Regions from separate parts of the Homo sapiens genome. Here region 2 is linked to region 1. A link is an interaction called in ENCODE POLR2A ChIA-PET data of the cell type or tissue named here. Cell type or tissue: OCI-LY7. All regions are shown on one strand. Links, peaks and the distances in the headings refer to the core of each region. The heading gives the core; the rest is flanking DNA. Region 1 overlaps MAPK13 (mitogen-activated protein kinase 13). Region 2 has its middle 7.6 kb from the start of SRPK1.

Region 1 (5,374 bases), core at 263-5,262:
GGGGCAGTCTGCACAGCTGCTTTGCTTTTTACCCAGCTTTAACACCATGAAGACACATCTGCCAGTCCTCACAGGGTTAGCACCAACTCACCTTTCCTGGGGACACAGATGTGAGTCTGGACCTTGGAGCTCTTTCTAGCATGAAGCAAGGATTAAGAAGCCTTGGCTGCCTCTGGCTGATGGGGGTGTTTGACAGAATGGCAGAAAACCAGAATATTTAGCTGCAAAATGTATAGCTTTGCCTGTGCAGTGTCTGAATGAGACTGGACTATTTGGACAAGATGGAGAAGTCAGTGTGGCACGTGGAGGCCAGCAGCTGGCTTGGTCAAGCTGAATCTGGACTGACCCTACAGGCAGCCTCAAGACCTGGGGACTTTGAGCCGGGAGGTGATATGTTCAGATGGGATTTGGGGGATGCACACTGGCAGCAGCAAGAAAGGAGTAGGAAGCAGCTCGGAGGCAGAGGGGGAGAGCCTGGAGGTCAGTGTTAGTGATCTAAAGTAGGGATCTAAAGCAGAGGTGATGGGATGCCAAGAGCAGACTTGAGGCCCCATTTGGGAGGCAGGGCCGACACAATGTTCCATCTGTTGGGGTGCAGTAGCTGAGTGAGGTGGCAGAGGTGGAGGAATGGGCAGGTTCCTGCTTGAAATACACGGTAGAGGAAGAACAGATCTTGGGGGAAAGATAACGAACTCCATTTTGGACACTTTACTTTTAAAGAAACTGTGAACATTCCAATGTTTAATCACAGTTGCAAATAAATATGAACCTCAGGAGACGAAGGTCTGGGCTAGGGATGTGGATTTGTGCTGGAATAATCACCGATGGGTTATAGCTGACACCCGGGAACAGATAATTGTAGAATGTGGTAAGATAGTATTGATTCAGATATCAACATGAAAGAGAAGATCCAAGAGGATGAGCAGATGGAAGAAGCTGAGAGGGCCTGATAGGAGGCAGAGGAGAGTCAGCAAAGAATTGAGAGGGAGTTTCAGACTTGGTGAAAGGTTAGATCAGAAGAAAAGGGAGTCATGGTGTGTTTGTCGGGTGTTCACTGGTGACCTTGAGCTGAGCAGTCTGGCAGTAGGAGGGAAGCAGAAACCAGGTTAACTCAGGACTGGGAGGTAAGGCAGTGGGATCCAGGAGTGTGGACCGCCCTTTCTAGAAGTTTGGTGGTGAGAGAGGGAGAAGGGGTGGTCAGTTGAAGAAGCAAAGTCAAGGGAATGTGGTTCTAGCACAGAGAGGCTTCAGGAAGCATGTTGCCAAGATGAAAGAACCAGTGCCCGAGTGGAGGGGAAAGACACAGGAGGGGACTGGGCATGGAGAGGCCCCCAAGGGAGGTGTGTGGTCCGGCAGGAGAGGGCTGCCAAAATCCAGAGTCTCCTGGAGATGCCTCCAGCATGTCCTTTCAAAAACAACAACAACAACAACAACAAAAAACACAACCTATTACATAATTGTTTAAGGTAACATTCATTTTAAAAAAGTTTTAAATTTATTATATTCTAGAGATAGGGCTGGGTTGCCCAGACTGGAGTGCAGTGGCACAAACACAGTTCACTGCAGCCTCCAACTCCTAGGCTCAAGCCATCCTCCCGCCTCAGCCCCCCAAGTAGGTGGGACTACAGATGCATGCCACCATGTCCAGCTTTTTGTTTTGTTTTAATTTTTATAGATATGGGGTCTCACTATGTTACTCATCCTGATCTCGAATTCCCGGCCTCAAGTGATCCTCCCACCTCAGCCTCTTGAGTAGCTAAGACTAAAGGTGCATGCCACCACACCTGGCTAATTTTTTTTTTTTTTTCTGAAAGGTGGGGTCCAGGCCGGGCATGGTGGCTCACGCCTGTAATCCCAGCACTTTGGGAAGCCGAGGCAGGCAGATCACCTGAGGTCAGGAGTTCGAGACCAGCCTGGCCAACATGGCAAAACCCCGTCTCTACTAAGAATACAAAAATTAGCTGGGCGTTCTGGCGTGCACCTGTAGTTGTAGCTACTCAGGGAAGCTGAGGCAGGAAAATCGCTTGAACCTGGGAGGTGGAGGTTGCAGTGAGCCAAGATCACGCCACTGCACTCTAGCCTGGGCGACAGAGCAAGACTCCATCTCAAAGAAAAAAAGAAAGGAAGAAAGAAAGATGGGTCCCTATGTTGCTCAGGCTGGTCTTAAACTCTTCGCCTCAAGCGATCGTCCAGCCTCCATCTCCCAAAGCACTGGGATTGGAGGTATGCCCCTGGCCTATTTTATAATTTTTATTATTTTTTGTCTTTGTCCTGGTCTTTGCTTTTACTGTAACAGTTACATTTTGCTGGCCTTATCCTGTTGTGCAATCCCCTAAGAGGCTGCAGGAGCCTCCCCATCTCCCTCTTCCACCCTCCTGGAAACTGTTGTATTGTTTCCTTCTTGGAAAGGTAGACATATTGTTTGTTTGTGGAGCCATCTCAGCTGGGCATGACCCTCTGAGGGATCAAATATTTGGACAGAAGCCGAAGGAAATACTGGCAGATGTTTCTAACTCCTAGCTGTGGCTTTCCCTGGGGTGTGGAGGAGGGCAAGGAGAGAGTACCTTTGAAGAGCGGGAACACAGTTCCATGTGGCTTTCCTGAGCGCGCTCCAACTGCAGCGCTTACTCCGAGCTCTGCCAGCTGGGCGGCCCGCCACAGGGAGACTGGGAGCCAGGAGCCCAGAGGCCCGTGTGGTGATCTGGCTGGCTGAGGTGGAGTTGAGTTTTTGCACACTGGAGGGTGTCTCTATGACCCCTGTTCTGCCCTGAGGTCCCTCCTCTGAGCTCTGACCTGGGGCTGGGTGGGACCCGGCACTGTTCCAAGAACCCCTCATGCCTTCCAGCTACCTGGTGATGCCCTTCATGCAGACGGATCTGCAGAAGATCATGGGGATGGAGTTCAGTGAGGAGAAGATCCAGTACCTGGTGTATCAGATGCTCAAAGGCCTTAAGGTGGGTGGGGACTTGGAGGCTGGCAGAGGGGACGCCTTGCTGTCTAGACCTGAGGTTTGGGGAGGCTGGAGGGAGCGCACTGTTACAGGTCGGCCAGCCTGAAGTGCCTGGTGTGGAAGCTGGGCCATGGACTCACCCTTCTCTCTCTCCCACATAGTACATCCACTCTGCTGGGGTCGTGCACAGGGTGAGTGCTTTCTCTGCCATGGTCCTCAGAGGCCCCTGTCCCATCCCTGGGTATGGGGTTCTCTGGCAATCAAGGAGTGGGAAAGTTGGAGGGAGGGGACACTGCCCAGGAGCACAGAATGTGGAGTTTTCACACCCAGCCACGGCCCAGGAAGGCCTGCTCAAAAGAGTCACTGTGTCCCAGGGGACTTCATGGGGAATTGCTGCAGACAAAGTGAGCCCTGAGCTGAGTGTTTCAGGCTTCAAGAATCAGGAACATTTTAGAGCTGGGTGGGCCCTGAGAGAACACCTAGTCCAACCCTCATTTTACACATGAAGAAACTGAGGCCCAGAAGGGGAAGGGGCCTGGCTGAGGTCACACCCCTGGGTGGTGGTGGAGCTAGGACAAGCTCCATCTCTGCCTCAGCCTAGCATGCATTCTCTGTCCTCCCCCCAGGACCTGAAGCCAGGCAACCTGGCTGTGAATGAGGACTGTGAACTGAAGGTGAGTGGGCTGCAGGCTCAGCCCAGAGGCGGGATAGGCCCTCCCCCAGGGAAGCCCCTGGAAGCCGCTCCCAGAGCCTCCTCCCCTCAGCAAGTTCCTTTTCTATTTATCCCCTGTGCCATAGATTCTGGATTTTGGGCTGGCGCGACATGCAGACGCCGAGATGACTGGCTACGTGGTGACCCGCTGGTACCGAGCCCCCGAGGTGATCCTCAGCTGGATGCACTACAACCAGACAGGTCAGTGGTCAATGCCTGAGAGGGCGGTCCTGGGGCCATCTGGTCACTCGGTGCTGACTGACTGCTGGGCCCCAGACAGTCCAGGTGACACTCTCCCTCCCTCTGCAGTGGACATCTGGTCTGTGGGCTGTATCATGGCAGAGATGCTGACAGGGAAAACTCTGTTCAAGGGGAAAGATTGTATCCTTTGCTGGAAAAGCCAAACTCCATCTAGGGATTCCTTCCTTCAACAGACACTTTATTTAAATAACTGTCTTTTTTTTCTTAATGTGAGAGTGATACATACTCCCTGTAGAATAATTTGTAAATGCAGATAAGGCTGGACGCAGTGGTTCATGCCTGTAATCCCAGCACTTTGGGAGGCTGAGGTGGAAGGATCCTTTGAGCCCAGGAGTTTGAGACCAGATGTGGCAACATAGGGAGACCCCATCTCTAAAAAAGTTTTTTAAATTAGCCAGACATGGGCCTGGCGCAGTGGCTCATGTCTGTAATCCCAGCACTCTGGGAGGCTGAGGCGGGCAGATCATGAGGTCAGGAGATCGAGACCATCCTGGCTAACAAGGGGAAACCCCGTATCTACTAAAAATACAAAAAATTAGCCAGGCGTGGTGGCAGGCGCCTGTAGTCCCAGCTACTCAGGAGGCTGAGGCAGGAGAATGGCGTGAACCCAGGAGGTGGAGCTTGCAGTGAGCTGAGATCGCGCCACTGCACTCCAGCCTGGGTGACAGAGCAAGACTCTGTCTCAAAAAAAAGAAAAAGAAAAATCCCAGCTACTTGAGAGGCTGAGGTGGGAGGGTTGAGCCTGGGAGGTTGAGGCTGCAGTGAGCTATGATTGTGCCACTGTACTCCAGCCTGGGTGACAGAGGGAGACCCTAACTCAAAAAAAAAAAAAAAAAAAACAAAATGTTGGGTGGGCATGGTGGCTCACACCTATAATCCCAGCACTTTGGGAGGCCATGGCAGGCGGATCACCTGAGATTAGGAGTTCGAGACCAGCCTGGCCAACGTGGTCAAACCCCATCTCTACCAAAAAATACAAAAATTAGCCGGGTGTGGTTCACGCCTGTAATCCCAGCTACTCGGGAGGCTGAGGCAGGAAAATCGCTTGAACCCAGGAGGTGGAGGTTGCAGTGAGCCAAGACTGTGCCACTGCACTCCAGCCTGAGTGACAGAGTGAGACCCTGTCTCAAAAAAAAAAAAAAAAAAAAAATGTAGATAAGCAAAATGATGAAAAATTCTACCACTACGTGGAAAATACATTTTGGCACGGCACACATTAACTGAGTACCTGTGTGTGCAGGGCAGGCCTTTGGTGAGAAGACGAGGAAACAGAAAAGAGTCACTGGGATGAAGGCTGAGAAGTCCACATCCATTTGTTGGGTAGGGACCCCCCTCAGCCTGGCACGTTGGAAAGCTCTCCAGAGCCCTGAGCCCTGAAGAATAAGCCTCCTCCTGAGAGCAGGAGGTGGTTAGGCAGGGCTGGAGCCTGGATGATCAGTTGCCATGGTGCC
Region 2 (5,374 bases), core at 284-5,283, 210 kb before region 1:
GAAGCCTGGGTGATGCAGTCCATACATGCCAGCCTCCCAGGGCATAAAGCAGGGTGGAGAAAGGTGGAGAGTGGATCTGGAGGGCCAAACAGAGAATATCCAGCATAGCCTGTCTGGGCAGTCAGACACCCAAAGCAGCTGGCATTTTCCAAGCAGGTAAATCTGCCTCTTGGGCACCCTGACCCCTGGAGAACCAATGCCACCTGGAGATGACCCCATTTCTGGCTTCATTCTATAAAAGCTTAAGTTTCACAAAGAAATTGTGCTGGGGTGAAAGATCCGGGGGCGTAGGTGGAGAAGATGAAAGAATAAAGGCCTTGGCTTGTTGGGGTGGGAATAAAGGCAGTAGCTAGGAGGGGAAGGGGATTCTCTAAGAATGAGGAGGTTAGAGATTGGTGATTCCTGAGCAGGTAGGGCCCTTGCTCTGCTCCCTGGAAGTGTTCTGGGTGGGAGCAAGGTGTTGCAAACTGACCTTAGCTGATCATGCCCAACTCTTAGCTTTTTTTGGTTGGGAGTGATGCCTGCCAGAGAAGCTTGACATGGTGAGGGTTTGCCTCCCTGGCAGGCCTACTCCCAGGACATAAAGAAAAGTTTCAGACTAAAATCTGCCACATGTAGGTTTGTTGCACACCCATTAGCAGGCAGGCACAAAACAGGTCCTATAACCTGTCCTGTAAGTTCTTTGAGGTCCCAGCTCTCTGTCCTTTTAGGTGCTCTGGCCACAGCATGAATGAAAGGTTTACTCACGGCAGGGACAACAATATCCCAGAGTCAGGACTCTCACCCTCACAGTCGGGATCAGGCAACTAGAGATGGAGTCTCCCTTATGTTTGTTATGCTGTTCCAAACCTGATTCACATCACAGGAGTTATCAGAAATGGGTTTTCACTGGTGAAAAGAGTTGCTTGTTAATTTGTGTAATGGATTTTAGAAAAGGGCTGTCATTGTCAAAATTTATGGCAGTCAATGACTCTGAATTACTTTGTTGTAGTCACTTTCTGAGTAGAATATTTACTAACCACTCTTGGAATGGAAATTGCTGATTAAAACACAAGCTGCACCTAGGTGTGTAAATAACTGGTGCCTACAAATGTCATCCTGTCTTTCCCAAAAGATTTAATATGCCCAAGTATTTTTTTTTTTTTTTTGAGATGGAGTCTTGCTCTGTCACCTAGGCTGGAGTGCAGTGGCACAATCTTGACTCACTGCAAGCTCCGCCTCCCGGGTTCATGCCATTCTCCTGCCTCAGCCTCCCGAGTAGCTGGGACTACAGGCGCCCACCACGACGCCCGGCTAATTTTTTGTATTTTTAGTAAAGACGGGGTTTCACTGTGTTAGCCAGGATCTCCTGACCTCGTGATCCACCCACCTTGGCCTCCCAAAGTGCTGGGATTACAGGCATGAGCCACGGTGCCCGGCCCCCAGGTATTTTTTTTAAGAAGTAGATTTATTTCTTTAAAATGCCAATTTAAAAAAAAAGCAATCTGGGAGTCCAAGACGAGGGGAATGTAAGAAAGTCTTACCGCACATCCCCTCTATGTGAGTTGCCAAAACAGAAACATGCTGGATCCTATCTAAGGTTCTAGAAGTCCCAGAAGAGCTTTCTTAAATATCCTTACCTAGAATATGCTTTCCTTGCCTTGATTCCAAGGATAGATGCCAAAGTATTTTAAGGTAAATTATAAATATAAGATTGGGGGCCCCTAAGAGGCTCCCAAGCCAGACAAAGATGCTCTGCTATACTTAGCATGTTCCAGGGGTCATGCAGACTTAGACAATAAAAATAATGAACTTAAGATCAAAAGTCTGACTAGGCACGGTGGCTCATGCCTGTAATCCCAGCACTTTGGAAGGCCAAGGCGGGCAGATCACCTGAGGTCAGGAGTTTGAGACCAGCCTGGCCAACATGGCAAAACCCTCTCTCTACTAAAAATACAAAAATTAGCCGGGCATGGTGGCTCATGTCTGTAATCCAAGCTACTTGGGAGGCTAAGGCAGGAGAACTGCTTGAACCTGGGAGACAGAGGTTTCAGGGAGCAGATGTCATACCACTGAACTCCAGCCTGGGTGACAGAGCGAGAATCCATCAAGATCAAAAGTCTTTACTGTTTCCTGAGCAGTGTGTAAACCTCCCAGACTCTTACGTGACCCTTGAGAGACAAGCTCTATAAGGACTGTGATTTAACTTCTCCATCATGGCAGGCTTGGGGGCACACTGAAGTCAATTTAGGAAATACATAGAAATGGACAACATGGCTTACACATTTGAGATCTGATTTCTACTGGCTATGCAATGTTAAATCCATTTTTTTGTTTCCTTCTTTCAAATACTTTCCACCATACTTACCCTCATGACAGACATTTACACTTCAGCCCTTAGGCTGTGAGAAGCAAAGAAGGAAAAAAATAGGCCTTGCTCTGTAGGATTTAATAGCTAACTCTTATATAACAATTACTGGCTGGGTGCGATGGCTCATGCCTGTAATCCCAACACTTTGGGAGGCCGAGGTGAGCAGATCACGAGGTCAGGAGTTGGAGACCAGCCTGACTAACATGGTGAAACCCCGTCTCTACTAAAAAAACAAAAATTAGCCAGGCATGGTGGCGCCCACCTGTAATCCCAGCTATACAGGAGGCTGAGGCAGGAGAATCGCTAGAACCCGGGAGGCGGAGGTTGCAGTGAGCTGAGGTCATGCCACTGCACTCGAACCTGGGTGACAGAGCGAGACTCCGTCTCAAACAAACAACAACAACAAAATTACTATTTACTAGTCACTGTTGTCCCACAACCCTGAAACCCTACAAGATAGGTACTATTCTTTTAATCTCTGACAGGAAAAAACTAAGGCACAACCAAGATCATGCAAGGTAATAAGAGGCAAGGTTTTGAATCTGGGAAGTCAGACTCTGGAATTCATACTCTCAGCCACACACTATATTACCTACCCAGTGTAGTGGGGGATGGATAGATAAGTAAGTAATTAAATACAATGTACAATGGTAGATGCAGAAGCTACCCTGGAAGCACAAGAAAAGAGGCCCCGTCAGCTCAGGATTTATAGAGAGGCAAGGAAAGAGGCATCTCTTGGATGAGTGACACCTGGACAGAGTTGGAAAGCATGAGTAGGTATCAGCTGCACACAAAAGGGAGGAAAGAAAACTCCAGTCAGAGAAAACAGCATGGTATCACAGAGGTATAAAATGTAAGGGGGCCAGGCACAGTGGCTCATGCCTGTAATCCCAGCACTTTGGGAGGCTGAGACGGGAGGATTGCTTGAGGTCAGGAGTTCAGGACCAGCCTGCGCAACAAACTGAGACCTTGTCTCTACAAAAAAAAAAAAAAAAAAAAAAAAATTTAAATAGCTGTGCATACTGGCAGGCACCTGGGGGCCCAGCTACTTGGGAGGCTGAGGCAGGAGGATTGCTTGAGCCCAGGAGGTTGTTGCAGTGACCCATAATTATGCCACTGTACTTCAGCTTGGGCGATAGAGTGAGACCCTCTCTCAAAACAAACAAAACATGTATATATATATACACACACACACACACACATATAATGCAAGCGGGGAGTGGTGAGAGATAGCTTGCCCACAAATATTTATGGGCCCCCTTCTTTTTTAGGCAGGTACTGTGTTTGGTGCTGGGGTAACAAATAGCAGGGATAGCACATCTAAGGAACTTGAACTTTCAAGCATTATGCTCCCTTACCCACTAAAATAATCTTAAAAACTAGCCCTAGGCAAAACACTCAACAAACCAGGAATGGAAAGGAATTTTCTCAACCTGATCAAGGTCATCTATGAAACACCCACAGCTAACATCATATTTAATGATGAAAGGCTGAATGCCCTCCCCCTAAGATCAGGAACCAGAGGAGGATGTCCACTCTCGCCATTCCTGTTCAGTACTGTGCTGGAGGTTCTAGCCAGAAACAATAGGCAAGAAAATTAAATAAAAGGCATACAGATTGGAAGGGAATTTGAAATTTTAAAATAAAGCTGTTATATCACAGTTTTGAATGTCATCCAATGGAATTTAAATATATATAGCAATTTGTTATGTACCATCATCCATTTATATAGAGAGATATATAAAGCAAAAGCACTCTTGGTACTATAATAAATTCTACATTACTCGTTTTTCTCCTTGAACTTGTCTTTCTATTCCATTTTGTTCTCACAGAAGTTTATCCTCTGCTAATTTTATGCTTGAAAGTCTTTTATCGATCATCCTTTCATACTTCTCTGCCACACAAATGTGCATTTATGTGGAAATTTAATTTGTAAAAACATTTCCTCGGACCATAATCCTTCGAAAAGTTCCTTACCTATTATTACAAGTATTATTATTGCATGATTAATCAAAGTAACATATAGCATCATTTTTCAATAAATGAAATTTTATTGCAAATGCATTTCAGTGTGATGGTATGTGATTTTTCTCAATGAGTCCTGCATCATTCTATTCCTTTTTTTTTTTTATTAAGAAAACTTACATAAAACAAGTAGATGGGAATGAAAAGGGGTTTGCTATAGCAATAGCATTCAGTTCTTTTGGAACTGTTTCCAAATAATGTGCCAAAAATCACACAACAATCATAGTCCAAACTCATTTTAATGACCCATCAGCTGACAATTCCAGGAGGTCCTTATTCAATTTTGTTGGAAACAAATAATTGGAAGCTACCTAACTTACAAAAAGATGTGTTACTTGGTCATTAAAGTTCCTTACTTTTTTAATCCAGACACCAGTATTTCAGTATATTCCTTCGAGTGGACCCCTGGGAGATTTATACACCCACTGGCAATGCACCTGAGATTCACTGGGGGAGGGAGAGAGGCGTTTGTTTTTGGTTGTTTGTTTGCTTGCTACTTTTGTCTGCTCCACCACACCTTGGAATGATAGCTCCATAAAGGCTGAGATGTTTGATTTTTGTTCACTGCTGTATCTCCAGGACATAGAAAGCTGTTGGATACCCTACCTACTTGATGCTTGATGAATGTATGTGGAATGTTATGAAAGAATGTAAAAACTACCTGTTTCTGGCTGTATGCTTTTGAGAGGTGACAGCGTGCTGGCAGTCCTCACAGCCCTCGCTTGCTCTCGGCGCTTCCTCTGCCTGGGCTCCCATTTTGGCGGCACTTGAGAAGCCCTTCAGCCCACCGCTGCACTGCGGGAGCCCCTTTGTGGGCCGGCCAAGACCGGAGCCGGCTCCCTCAGCTTGCAGGGAGGTGTGGAGGGAGAGGAGCGAGGGGGAACCGGGGCTGCACGCGGCGCTTTCGGGCCAGCTGGAGTTCCAGGTGGGCGTGGGCTTGGCGGGCCCTGCACTCGGAGCAGCCAGCCGGCCCTGCTGGCCCCGGACAATGAGGAGGGG

Evidence for each region. ChIA-PET counts read pairs that join two places held together with the same protein. Peaks named below come from ENCODE experiments on the same cell type or tissue, not always from the same donor. Only the 100,000 strongest peaks of a DNase experiment are listed, where the experiment ranks them.
Region 2: POLR2A ChIA-PET joins it to region 1 with 5 read pairs; 3 of 35 experiments call an interaction of 5 or more read pairs at or near these places.

What each region holds. Positions count from the first base shown.
Region 1 is chr6:36,132,908-36,138,281 of GRCh38, forward strand. MAPK13 (mitogen-activated protein kinase 13) reads left to right here. Exons shown (of 12, transcript NM_002754.5): 4 at 2,846-2,954; 5 at 3,112-3,141; 6 at 3,577-3,624; 7 at 3,749-3,863; 8 at 3,972-4,043. Among named protein-coding and RNA genes, the nearest start is that of MAPK13, 5.1 kb to the left of the region's middle. In OCI-LY7, for the core only: no CTCF peak of the experiment used is centred there; a DNase peak (open chromatin) is centred at 3,334.
Region 2 is chr6:35,926,029-35,931,402 of GRCh38, forward strand. No RefSeq gene overlaps it. Among named protein-coding and RNA genes, the nearest start is that of SRPK1, 7.6 kb to the left of the region's middle. RefSeq lists an enhancer at 5,334-5,374. In OCI-LY7, for the core only: no CTCF peak of the experiment used is centred there; no DNase peak of the experiment used is centred there.